Linked DNA regions of Homo sapiens: region 1 is linked to region 2. A link is a loop called in an ENCODE intact Hi-C map of the cell type or tissue named here. Cell type or tissue: PC-3. All regions are shown on one strand. Links, peaks and the distances in the headings refer to the core of each region. The heading gives the core; the rest is flanking DNA. Region 1 overlaps LOC124907762 (a long non-coding RNA gene). Region 2 overlaps PRKCE (protein kinase C epsilon).

What was found. Peaks named below come from ENCODE experiments on the same cell type or tissue, not always from the same donor. Only the 100,000 strongest peaks of a DNase experiment are listed, where the experiment ranks them.
Region 1: a loop joins it to region 2, with 7 times the contacts of the local background. A loop is called at or near these places in 3 of 110 quality-filtered maps.

What each region holds. Positions count from the first base shown.
Region 1 is chr2:46,405,982-46,411,359 of GRCh38, forward strand. It overlaps LOC124907762 (a long non-coding RNA gene), which reads right to left. Exons shown (of 2, transcript XR_007086306.1): 1 at 3,428-5,378; 2 at 1-244. Among named protein-coding and RNA genes, the nearest start is that of LINC01820, 15 kb to the left of the region's middle. RefSeq lists an enhancer at 2,885-3,459. In PC-3, for the core only: no CTCF peak of the experiment used is centred there; a DNase peak (open chromatin) is centred at 3,300; H3K4me3 peaks cover 604 bases; H3K27ac peaks cover 3,611 bases.
Region 2 is chr2:45,990,852-45,996,229 of GRCh38, forward strand. All of the region lies in intron 6 of PRKCE (protein kinase C epsilon), which reads left to right. Among named protein-coding and RNA genes, the nearest start is that of EPAS1, 300 kb to the right of the region's middle. In PC-3, for the core only: a CTCF peak has its summit at 2,737 (motif pointing right); DNase peaks (open chromatin) are centred at 1,700 and 2,740; H3K27ac peaks cover 2,056 bases.

The DNA.
Region 1 (5,378 bases), core at 331-5,330, 420 kb after region 2:
AAAAAGAAGTTTAAGTTACCAGTGGTTTTGCATCTGGGCAAAGTCATTTTGACACAACCACACCAAAATGGCTACATGTAAGCGGCTGAAATATTCCAGAGCCCTCTCTGAGCCTCAGCTTCCATAAGCAGTGTCGGGTAGAGGCTGCAAGAAGCATCTGGGAACGAAACATGTCACAGGCTTCAATTCCTCCAGAAGCTGAGAGACAGAGGCGGGGGACACATCCACTCGGTGGAACAGAAAACTGAAACGAAGAGACACGTCCTAAATTTTCAGTGACTGGCGTTAGAGTTACCAGACTTTCTGGGGTGGACACTTGATGGGTAAAATGATTCCTGACTCAGTTTCCTTCTCTGCGTAGTGGACACGATACCCCAGCTCCTAGGCTTTCAGGACTCGGTGGAACCAGGTGTGCCATTTGCCAGGCCTAGCACCAGCACAAGACCTTCAGCAGTAGCTCCCTCCTGCCCCACTGCCACTCCTGCCCACACCCCTGATATCCGGGCCATCAGACTGAGAGGTGCTCTCTGGATGCTGTGGGAAGTTAGCAGCAGCCTCACAATGCCCCTCCTGGGTCCATCTCCTTTATCCTGTGTATGGATTGGTTACAGTCATGGGGACAGGGTGGCCACTTGTTCTGCATTTGGATTCCTTGTTACTCTTTTCATCATTTGAATTGGGAAGCAAGGGGCTGTGGTTACAGAAGGACATCCCAACAGGATGCACTGTTGGTGTGTCTCCTGCCCTTACCCCCAACACCTTTCTGCACTCTCCCTTCCTCCCCCAGCTGGGCAAGAGCATTAAGGTGTGATCTGACTCACTAAGCTGCCTTCTCCCAAACAAAAGAGAGCCAGAGCTTTTCCCCAGCCCACTGGCAACGGTATGGCTCCTCTACCATCAACAAACCTAATCAAGAACTGACCATCAGGAGTTCGAGACCAGCTTGGCCAACCTGGTGAAACCTTGTCTCTACTAAAAACACAAAAAATTAGCTAGGTGTGGTGGCAGACACCTGTAATCCCAGCTACTCTGCAGGCTGAGGCAGGAGAATCGCTTGAACCCGGGAGGTGGAAGTTGCAGTGAGCCGAGATCGCGTCACTATACTCCAGCCTGGGCAACAAGCACAAAGCTCTGTCAGGAAGGAAGGAAGGGAGGGAGGGAAAAGAATTGACCATATACACATGAGCCTTGTGCAAGCGAGGAGGCTTCCAGCAAAGGAAGAGAGTGAGGGTGGGTGAGGCTTCAGGAAGGAGGCAAGTCTTAGGTAAGTCTTGGAAATGGAGGGCCAAAGGTTGATGGAAGCAAGAAGGCATTCTGACAAGTCCTACAGATGACATTTCATTCACCAGCTCTTTTGGTGTAACAAACGTCTATTGGGCACCTACCAGGTGCCAAGCACTGTGGGCCATGGGGATGTGAGAATGAACAGAACACGGTCCTTGCCCTCCAGAGGTTCGCCGGAAAAAGCACTGTGACTAACACATGTTGTGGCAAAGCAACAGTAGTCACCAGCACCAAAGGGGAGGCACCAAACAGTGCCTGGGGAGGCCAGGTGGGCATCAGTGGGAGGGCAGTGCCTACGAGGGGCTTGAGACATAGCGTAGCAGTCAGGCGCAGGTTCTAGCACTGGCTGCATGGGTTTGCACCCAGGCTCTGCCAGTTACTAATTCTATGAGCTTGGTCAACTTACCAACCTCTCTGTGCCTCAGTTTCCTCATTTATAAATGGTACCCACTTCAAGAGGTTGTTGAAAAGATTATATGAATACATGTAAATCACAGTTAGTACAGTGTCTGGCTACTGGGTCTGTAAATGTATTTAAGATTGTCTTTCATGCAATTTACCTAACAAATGTGCACATGTACCCTACACCTAAAAGTCAAAAGAATTTAAATTTAAATTTAAAAAAGATTATTGTCTTGATGGCAAAGCAGGCATCTAGCAGGTAAAGAAGGATACAGGAAAGGTGTAAAGCAGAAAGCAGGAACAGCACGAACAAAGGCAAGGAGACGGAAGCGTGGGCCGTGGTTTGGCATGGCTGCTACAGGGGAGTGTGTGGTGAGAATTAAGCCAGAAGGGTGAGCAAAGCCCAGGTCTCGCCAGGCTGCGCACACCTTGGAGGTTGTGGACTTGATTCTGGAGTTGATAGCGAGCTCCTCCGCCTTTTTGTAATGATCGGATTGGGCCGTTGTATTAGGATTGTATCAGATTTGGGGACTGCATCATGCAGCTGGCTCAGGAGCTAGGAACTCACTACTACAGAAAAGAGAGAAAGAGGCCCTAAACTAACACAGGGCCGCAGGAATGCAGAGGCAGCAAGGACTGCGGCCTAGAGATGACTAGATATGGGCACGGGCAGGACACAGGGTGGCCTGGGTGAACCACTGAGCCACAAACCAGGACCGGGGAGACTGCAGCATGAGCAGGTTTGGGGCTGGAGAAGAGAGACAATAAAATAATAGGTGCTAGGCCAAGATCTAGGAACTTTATATGAATTATTTCATTTAAATCCCACATGGGGGGACCTTTGAGAAGGGCACAGCTATTATCCATATCTATAGATGAGAAAACTGAAGCGTAGTGTGATTGAAAACCCTGTAAGAATCAGAGCTGTGATGTGGTTTTCAGAGCCTGCATCCTCATTTCTGGGCCCCACGCTGACTTGGAGACACCTGAGGGCAGAGGCTGGGCATCTGGGGCTGGGCAGAGGCTGGGCATCTGGGGCTAGGCAGAGAGGCCTGGGCTGGAAGCTCTCTGTCGAGCCACAGGAGAGATAAGACTGAGATTGGCAGGGAGTGTGAGAGAGTGAGGAAGAAGGCAAGGCCGGACCACGAAGAAAGGGGCTGTCACAGAGGGTGATGGGTAGGCAGAAGTCCAGCCAGCCAGGAACCCATCCCAACCCCGGGATCCAGCAGGAGCCTTCCTCAGCCCTCTCCCCAGCCCACAGGGAAGGAGTCCAGCCCTAAAACTTGGCCTTTTGCCTACCTGCCCTGCCCACAGAGCACACACAGGCGGCCTGGCCCTCCTCCCGCGCCTAGAGCTGGTTGCACAACCACCTGAGCTGGTGAGGCAAGGATAGCGTTCCCTTCCTCCCCAAGAGGAGTCCAGAGGCAAGGGTTAAAAGGATTAGGCTCAGCTTTGGGAAACAAAACCAACTCTAAGTGGAAAAACACCAGCCCTCGCTGGGCTATTGTGAGGCGCAGTCATGGTTCCCAGTCCATATGTGGACAGGGCCTAGGATCTGTTGACAAAAGTGACTCAGGCGTTTACCTCAGGCCCAACGCCCGCTGGCCCAGGTCCCGTCTGGGTGTGTCATTGGCTCAAGTGAGGTCCCATGAATACACACACACACACACACACACACACACACACACACACACACACTCTGGAGCCAACTCTCTGAGTTACCCAATCCCAGCCAATTCACCTGAAGCACCTGGCATTTCTTTCATCACCCAACAGGTCATTGTGCTGAGCTGTCAGTGCAGAGGAGGCTTAGCTGGCTCCATCATTCACATCACAAGCTTCATAAATTCCTGAGGAGAGTGCCAAAGGCCGAGATTGCTGCAGCACTTTCACTGGGGGAAGAGGAGAGGCTAAGCAGGCAGGTGGTCAGGGAGAGCCAACAGAGGGAGAAATTCCAGCCTCCGCTTACTCCCCCTCTGTCACTTGGTTCCACCACATGTAGCGGCAGTGTCTGGCCCCAGTGTGCTGAGAGAAAAAAGAGAAAACACACACAGAGAAGTGGGGATCACAGAACATGGAATGTGTGTCCTCAAGGGCCCTTCCAGACCTTTAATTAGTGTGGCTCTCTCATTTACAGATGAAGAAACCATTTGTCAGACATTCAGCGGGTGAAGGACAAACAAGAGACAGAATCCAGGGCCTTCAACGTCCTCTCAGTGCTCTTGCCCCTACATCACACAGACTCCAGACAAGCAGGACTGGAAGAGGCTAAGATGACCACGAGCCTGACCCCACACCTGCTACTGGAGAGACCCACAGCCTCCTCATCTGGGCTCTTCTGGCCACATGGCACAGCCTGGTGGGGTAGGTTTTACTCATTGTGGCATCTCTGGTACCTGGGGCACAGTAGGTTCTCAGAAAATGTTGCATGAGTTAATCTAATGGAATACCAGTTTATCCCATATGGAAGTATGCTAGCCGCTTTTTTGGAAGCCACGAGAAATTTAAAGCAGACTTTAAAAAAAAAAATCATGTATCACTTCGCTTCAGCCTGACAAGATTTTTTCTGGCTGGACAAGAATTCTTGACAAACCTGCATTTAGGCAGGTAAGTTCCCCTTGTGGCATACCTGAATTGCTCTCTCTCTCTCCCGCAAGCAGGTGCCCAGGAAGCAGGAGATGGAGGTAGGTGAGACAAGGCTTTCCCAGCTAGCCGTGGTGGTGGGAACACCATGATCAGCTTCCCCACGACATACCCAGCAAACAGGAATCTTAATGAAACTACCAGAGCTGCCCGAGGCACATGCCCTGCTCCTCTCATCTTTGGCACAGCTGAGCATGTGTTGGCCAATAGCCTATGCTGTACCCAGAACGGGTGCCCAGGATCAAGTGGAACCTTCCTGGTCAGCTGGGAAGACAAATGCTGAGAACGTTTCTTTACCAAACATTCCTGAGTACCTCTTCAGGGCCAGCCCTGATCCAGGCCCTGAGGATACAGATGTGAAGGTATATAGGCCTGCTTCTGCTCTCATGGGGCTCAGAACCCTTCTTACTGTTCCAGAAACACAAGGGCAGCTGTGTTGATGTAGCCACGCTGGCCCCATTAGATGAAGTTGGACAGAGGGATGGATGAATGAATGCACGTGGTGAAGAGGGGAGGTTCAGGGCCTTGCTGAAAAAGATGAATATTAAAAAGCAAGTTAAGAGATAACAATGCTTGAGAATCATCAGAGCAAACACTCGCTGAGCCTTTCCAGTGTGCCAGGCCCTGTGTGGAGTCCTTATATGTCTTTATTCACTTAATCCCTTACCTATGCTGAGGCCATTAACTGTTATCATCCCCATAAGAAAACTGAGCCCAGAGAGGTTGCTAAACTCACAGAAGTCACACAGCTGGGAAGTGGCAAGTGAGAACTGGAACCAGGCACCAGGGCCCTGGTGCTCAAATGACCAGCTGGCATGCTTCATAGCTCCCTTCAGAGGCTTCTAGCCGTGTTAAAGCTTTGAACTGAATGAATCAGGTGGGATCATACATGAGTTGACAAAAGGGTGGTAACACCAAGGGACCTCAGAGGGTGACGCTGCTTTGGCATTTCTTAGCAAATTTACCATGATCAGAGTCTGGCCTTAACTGACCAGGAAGAGGACTCCGTCATTCATGCAGAGATGAAAATACTTATTAGTAATCAACTG
Region 2 (5,378 bases), core at 134-5,133:
GGGTTTCACCATGTTGGCCAGGCTGGTCTCAAACTCCTGACCTCAAGTGATCCGTCCTCCTCAGCCTCCCAAAGTGCTGGGATTACAGGTGTGAGCCACTGCACCCAGTCTAAATTACTTGTATAATGTTAGTTTCTTTCTTTCTTCCTTTCTTTCTTTCTTCTTTTTTTTTTTTGACAGAGTCTCACTTTGTCACCCAGGCTGGAGTGCAGCGGTGCAATCTCAGCTCACTGCAACCTCTGCCTCCTGGGTTCAAGTGATCTTCCTGCCTCAGCCTCCCAAGTAGCTGGGATTACAGGCACCTGCCACCACGCCCGGCAAATTTTTACATTTTTAGTAGAGATGGGGTTTCATCATGTTGGCCAGGGTGGTCTTTAGCTCCCAACCTCAAGTGATCCACCTACCTCAGCCTCCCAACGTGCTGGGATTACAGGCATGAGCCACCACGCCAGACCTTATAATGTTAATTTCTGTCTCTCCCAATCCAAATACAAGGTCCATGAGGACAGAGATTTTTTTTTGTCTGTTTTATTCTCTGTTTACCCAGCATCTAGAACAGTGCCTGCACACTGACATCCAATAAATATTTGTTAATTCAATCCTCCGTGCATAGTTATATAATTTGCTTTTCTACAGTATGTCTTGGAGTATTTCCAAGGCAGTGTACAGACATCTACTTTACTTACTAGAAAGAGTCCACATTGTGGATGTTCCGTAGATTGTTTAAAATGTTGCCCTCTTGATGGATGTTTACTGGTTTGTGTGTTGTCGCCATTTTAATTTATGCTGTCACAGACATCCTCATACATACCTTTTCATGCATATGTGTGAATAATTATGAAAGAAAGGCCCACAGAAATCAAACAATCACTTTAAACCCTTGTCTTTTTGTGGTTGAATTATACAAGGAGGGAATTACATAAGGGCACTTTTACTTGTTTGCTTTAAAGTCAAGCCATGTTAATGGACTGCTTTACCTTCCTTTTCATTGACGTTTAATTTGTGTGGCTTGCATGGTGAGCTTGGGATTCTAGTTCCCTGTTATCTATTGGGTCTGGTCTGAGAGGTGTCATTTATGCCACTGTAGTACTACTACTTTCCGTAGAGTTAGAATAACTGAAAAGCATGTTGTCCTGATTTGTGCAAGGCGTCGTGGTGAACCTGGAGATAAAACATTACTTTAGTTCTCTAGAAACTTGCACTGTGCTTGGTCATTGAACATAATAAGTGAAATCATAGGCGATAATTCAGGCATTGAGTCAGAAATAAGTGTGAGCAATTTACAGGCAAGAGAGGGCCTGGAAAGGGGTGTAGGGAGAAAGAATGCCACAGGAGTGCTTTGGTTGACTCAGAATCCTTTGCAGTAACATCCACAATGCCTGGGGACCATGAGAATGTCCCCTGTACACGTGGCAGATTGGCTGAAAATTCAGTCTGAGCTTTGATCTGAGGAATGCTGGGTAGCAGACAAGCGGCCGATCGTGGTCCCCGGAAAGCTCTGAGTCACGGTTCTGGTGTGATCAGGACTCCAAAATCTCTTTCTGGTGATGACATTTGGCCCAGCATGACCCCAGGGGGGCATCCCTCTTACCTCCTTTCTCCTCATTCTGCGTGAACGACTTTGCGGTCGTTCACTCTCACACCCCTGCCAACTTCCATTGCACAAGCACACAATTTCCCATTTGCAAATATTTGCTCTCTGTCTCTGAGCTTGGCATGACTGGAACCTGTTATGAAATCAAACCATTGCCCTGGCTCACCCTCAAGGGCCAAATTACCCCAACATAAAGAAATTCCTGCAGCATACATGGGCCTGGGCCCCTCCTTAGGAGTGGCTCTGTCACCATTCCCAGAAGGTTGTCTGCTTGCTTTGGAGGAATTCCCAGGAGCCTGGCCTGCCTTTTGCTTCAATCTCAGCTATAAAAAGGGTGGAAACATGGAAACCAAGTCTCTCCAAATGACGGTAGGATGTGTGATAGAAGGTGAAAGTCAGAGTGCCTGAACCCCAGTGTGTCCCCAGACAACACTGCTGCTGCTGCACCACCCAGCACATAGTAGGTCCTCAACAAATGTGTGGTGAATAGCTGGGTAGTAGTAGAAGAGCGCTTCTCTTTTTGTAAGAGCCCCTGGCAAAGCAGATCTATTTCTTCCCGGTACAACTTTATCCAAATGAAACCAGTGAAAGTGAGCACTGAGAGGCATTCTGGAAAGAGAAGCCTTAAAGGGCAGCCTAGGGCTGGGAGTGGATTGGCAGCAGGGGCTCACGGCCTTTGGCCTTGGTGCTCCCCAGTAGTGTTGTGAGGGGTGGGGGTGGGTGGTTCATTTGGCCACATTAATGCAAATGCATCTCAGGTTTCTTTTGGTTCCAACAGGGACGCCCACTGTCCTTTGCTGGTCTGTGGCCTCCCAGTGACACCTGCAGCCTCCAGGAGCCCATCTTGCTCCCGTTATGGCTGCCCAGAGTAACTGGAGCTCCCCTTCCTCACCACTTTGCCCTGGCATTTCCAGACTTTTCAAAGCACTTTCAAAGTCACTATCTCACATCGTGCATGCTAACTGATGTGTGATTGAGATTTTTTTTACATATTAAGATGAGTACATAACTCAGGGGAAATAGCAGACTTTTTAAAAATAAAAGGCAAAGTCCTCAAAACCAAAACCAAAAAAAGATACCCCCTTTGCCGACCTGCCAGCCCAAGTTGTTTTGTCAGGACAGACAGGTCTGGCATTTCAACACCAGAGGGAGCTAGTGGTCAAGTTATGTAGACAAGTTAGTTGCCCTTCTCAAGAAATTCTCAACTTGGCTCTTTTATTCTCTTTTCCGTCACTTCACAGAGAGGCAGAAGACAGCTTTCATGGGTTTGGTGGGTGGAGCAGGTGTGGTGAATGAGCATCAAAGGGCAGCTGATGCAATGAGGCAGGGTAGTGGGGACAGAATTCTGGGCACAGTGCTGTTGCCTGGTCTCTGATCAGCCCGCGGATCAGAGTTATTAGTGATAACTCCATTAGTCAAGTCGGTGCCATGGCCTGGCTGCGCTGGAGTTTTCTTGTTTGTTTTTGTCCTGAGAAAGCCACCCTGCCACCACCTCACCCCACCCCCACCTTTAGCCCAATGGGCATCTTGGGTTCAGTAGCTCAGTTGAACTGTCCAGGCTGGTCTGGGGGGGCTCTCTCCAGACAGGTGACCAGGTTATGTAGAGCATTACGGAGATCTGGCTGCTTATCCTGCCTGGCTTCACTCCAGGAACAGTTTTGGTTTTTAAACATTTTTAGTAGACTTTACTTTTTAGAGTAGTTTTAGGTTCACAACAAAATAGGTCAAAGGTATAAAGATTTTCCACAAACCTTCTGCCTCCACACATGCACGGCCTCCCTCACCATCAGCATTCTGCAACGGAGTGGTATATTTGTTAACGGTCAGTGAACCTTCATTGACACATCATCATCAAAGTCCATAGTTTACATTAGGGCTCACTCTTGGTGGTGTACATTTCCATGATTTTGGACAAATGTATAATGACATGAATCTACCATTATAGTATCTTACAGAATAGTTTTACTGCACTAAAAATCCTCTGTGTTCTGCTTCTTCATCCCTCCCTCTCTCCTAACCCCTGGTAACCACTAAACTTTTTACCATTTTCATAGTTTTACCTTTTCCAGAATGTCCTATAGTTGGAATGATACAGGGGATAGCCTTTTGAGATTGGCACCTTTCACTTAGCAATATGCATTTAATGTTCTGCTATGTCTTTTCACAGTTGCTAACTCACTTCTTTTTAAGGCTGGATAATATTTCAGTGTCTGGATATACCATAGTTTATCCGTTCACCTACTAAAGGACATTTTGCTTGCTTTCAAGTTTTGGCAATTATGAATACAACTGCTATAAACATCCATGTGCGGGTTTTTATATGAACATAACTCTTCACCTCATTTGGGTAAATATCAGTAGTGTAATTGCTGGATCTTATGGTAATGGTATATTTAGTTTTGTAAGAAACTGCCAAACTGTCTCTCAAAGTGGCTGGACCACTATGCATTCCTACCAGCAATGAATAAAAAGTTCCTGTTGCTTCATATCCTGAATGGCATTGGGTGTTATCAGTTACCTCCTTGTATTTTGGCCATTTTAATAGGTGTGTAGTGGTATCTCATTGTTTTAATTTGTAATTTCCTAATGACACATGAAGTGGAGCATCTTCTCCTATGCTTATTTACCATCTGAATATCTTCTTTGGCGAGGTGTATGCTCAAGTCTTTTGCCCATTGGGTTATTCATTTTGTTATTGTTAAGTTTAAGAGTTTGTTGCCTATATTGGATAATATAGGCATATATTATCATATATGTCTTTTGTAAATACTTTCTCCCAGTCTGTTACTTGTCTTTTTATTCTATTGGCAGTGTGTGGTTTGGTTTTGTTTGTTTTTTGTTTGTTTGTTTGTTTGTTTTAGTTTGGGGAGGTGGGGGACAGAGCAAAAGTTTTTTATTTTAATGAAGTTCAGCTTATCAGCTCTTTTTTTCATGGATCATGTCCATGCATCATGGTGTTGCATCAAGAAAGTTATCTGTGTAGCCAAGGTTACCTATATTTTCTTCTATATTATCTTCAAGGAGTTTCATAGTTTTGCCTTTTACATTTAGGTCTACAGTCCATTTTGGATTCATTTTTGTGAAGATCGTAAGGTTTGTGTCTAGATTCACTGTTTTGCATGTCTAGTTTTTCTAGCACCATTTGTTGAAAACTGTCTTTGCTCCATTTTATTGCCTTTGCTTCTTTGTCAAAGATCAGTTGGCTGTATTTGTGCGGGTCTGCTCTGGGCTGTCTGTTCTGTTCCATTGATCTATTTGTCTGTTCCATTGATGTTTTGCCAATTCCACATTGTCTTGATTACTTCAGCTTTATAGTAAGTCTTGAAATTGGGTAGTGTCAGTCTTCTGACTTCGTTCTTTTTCTTCAATATTGTGTTAGCCTTTTGCTTGGGTCTTTTGCCTGGGTCTTTTGCCTCTCCATATAAACTTTAGAATGAGTTTGTCGATATCCATAAATAACTTGCTGGGATTTTGATTAAGGTTGCGTTGAATATATAGATCGAGTTTGGAAAGACATCTTGACAAATACTGAGTCTTTCTATCCATGAATACGGTATATCTCTATATGTATTTAGTTCTTGATTTTTTTCACAACGGTTTTGTAGTTCTACTTATATAGATCTTGTACATATTTTGTGAGATTTATATGTAAATATTTCATTTGGGGGAATGATAACATAGATGGTATTGTTTTTATTTTTAAATTCCATTTGTTCATTGCTGGTGTATAGGAAAACAACTGACTTTTGTATATTAACTTTGTATTCTTCAATCTGGCTATAAT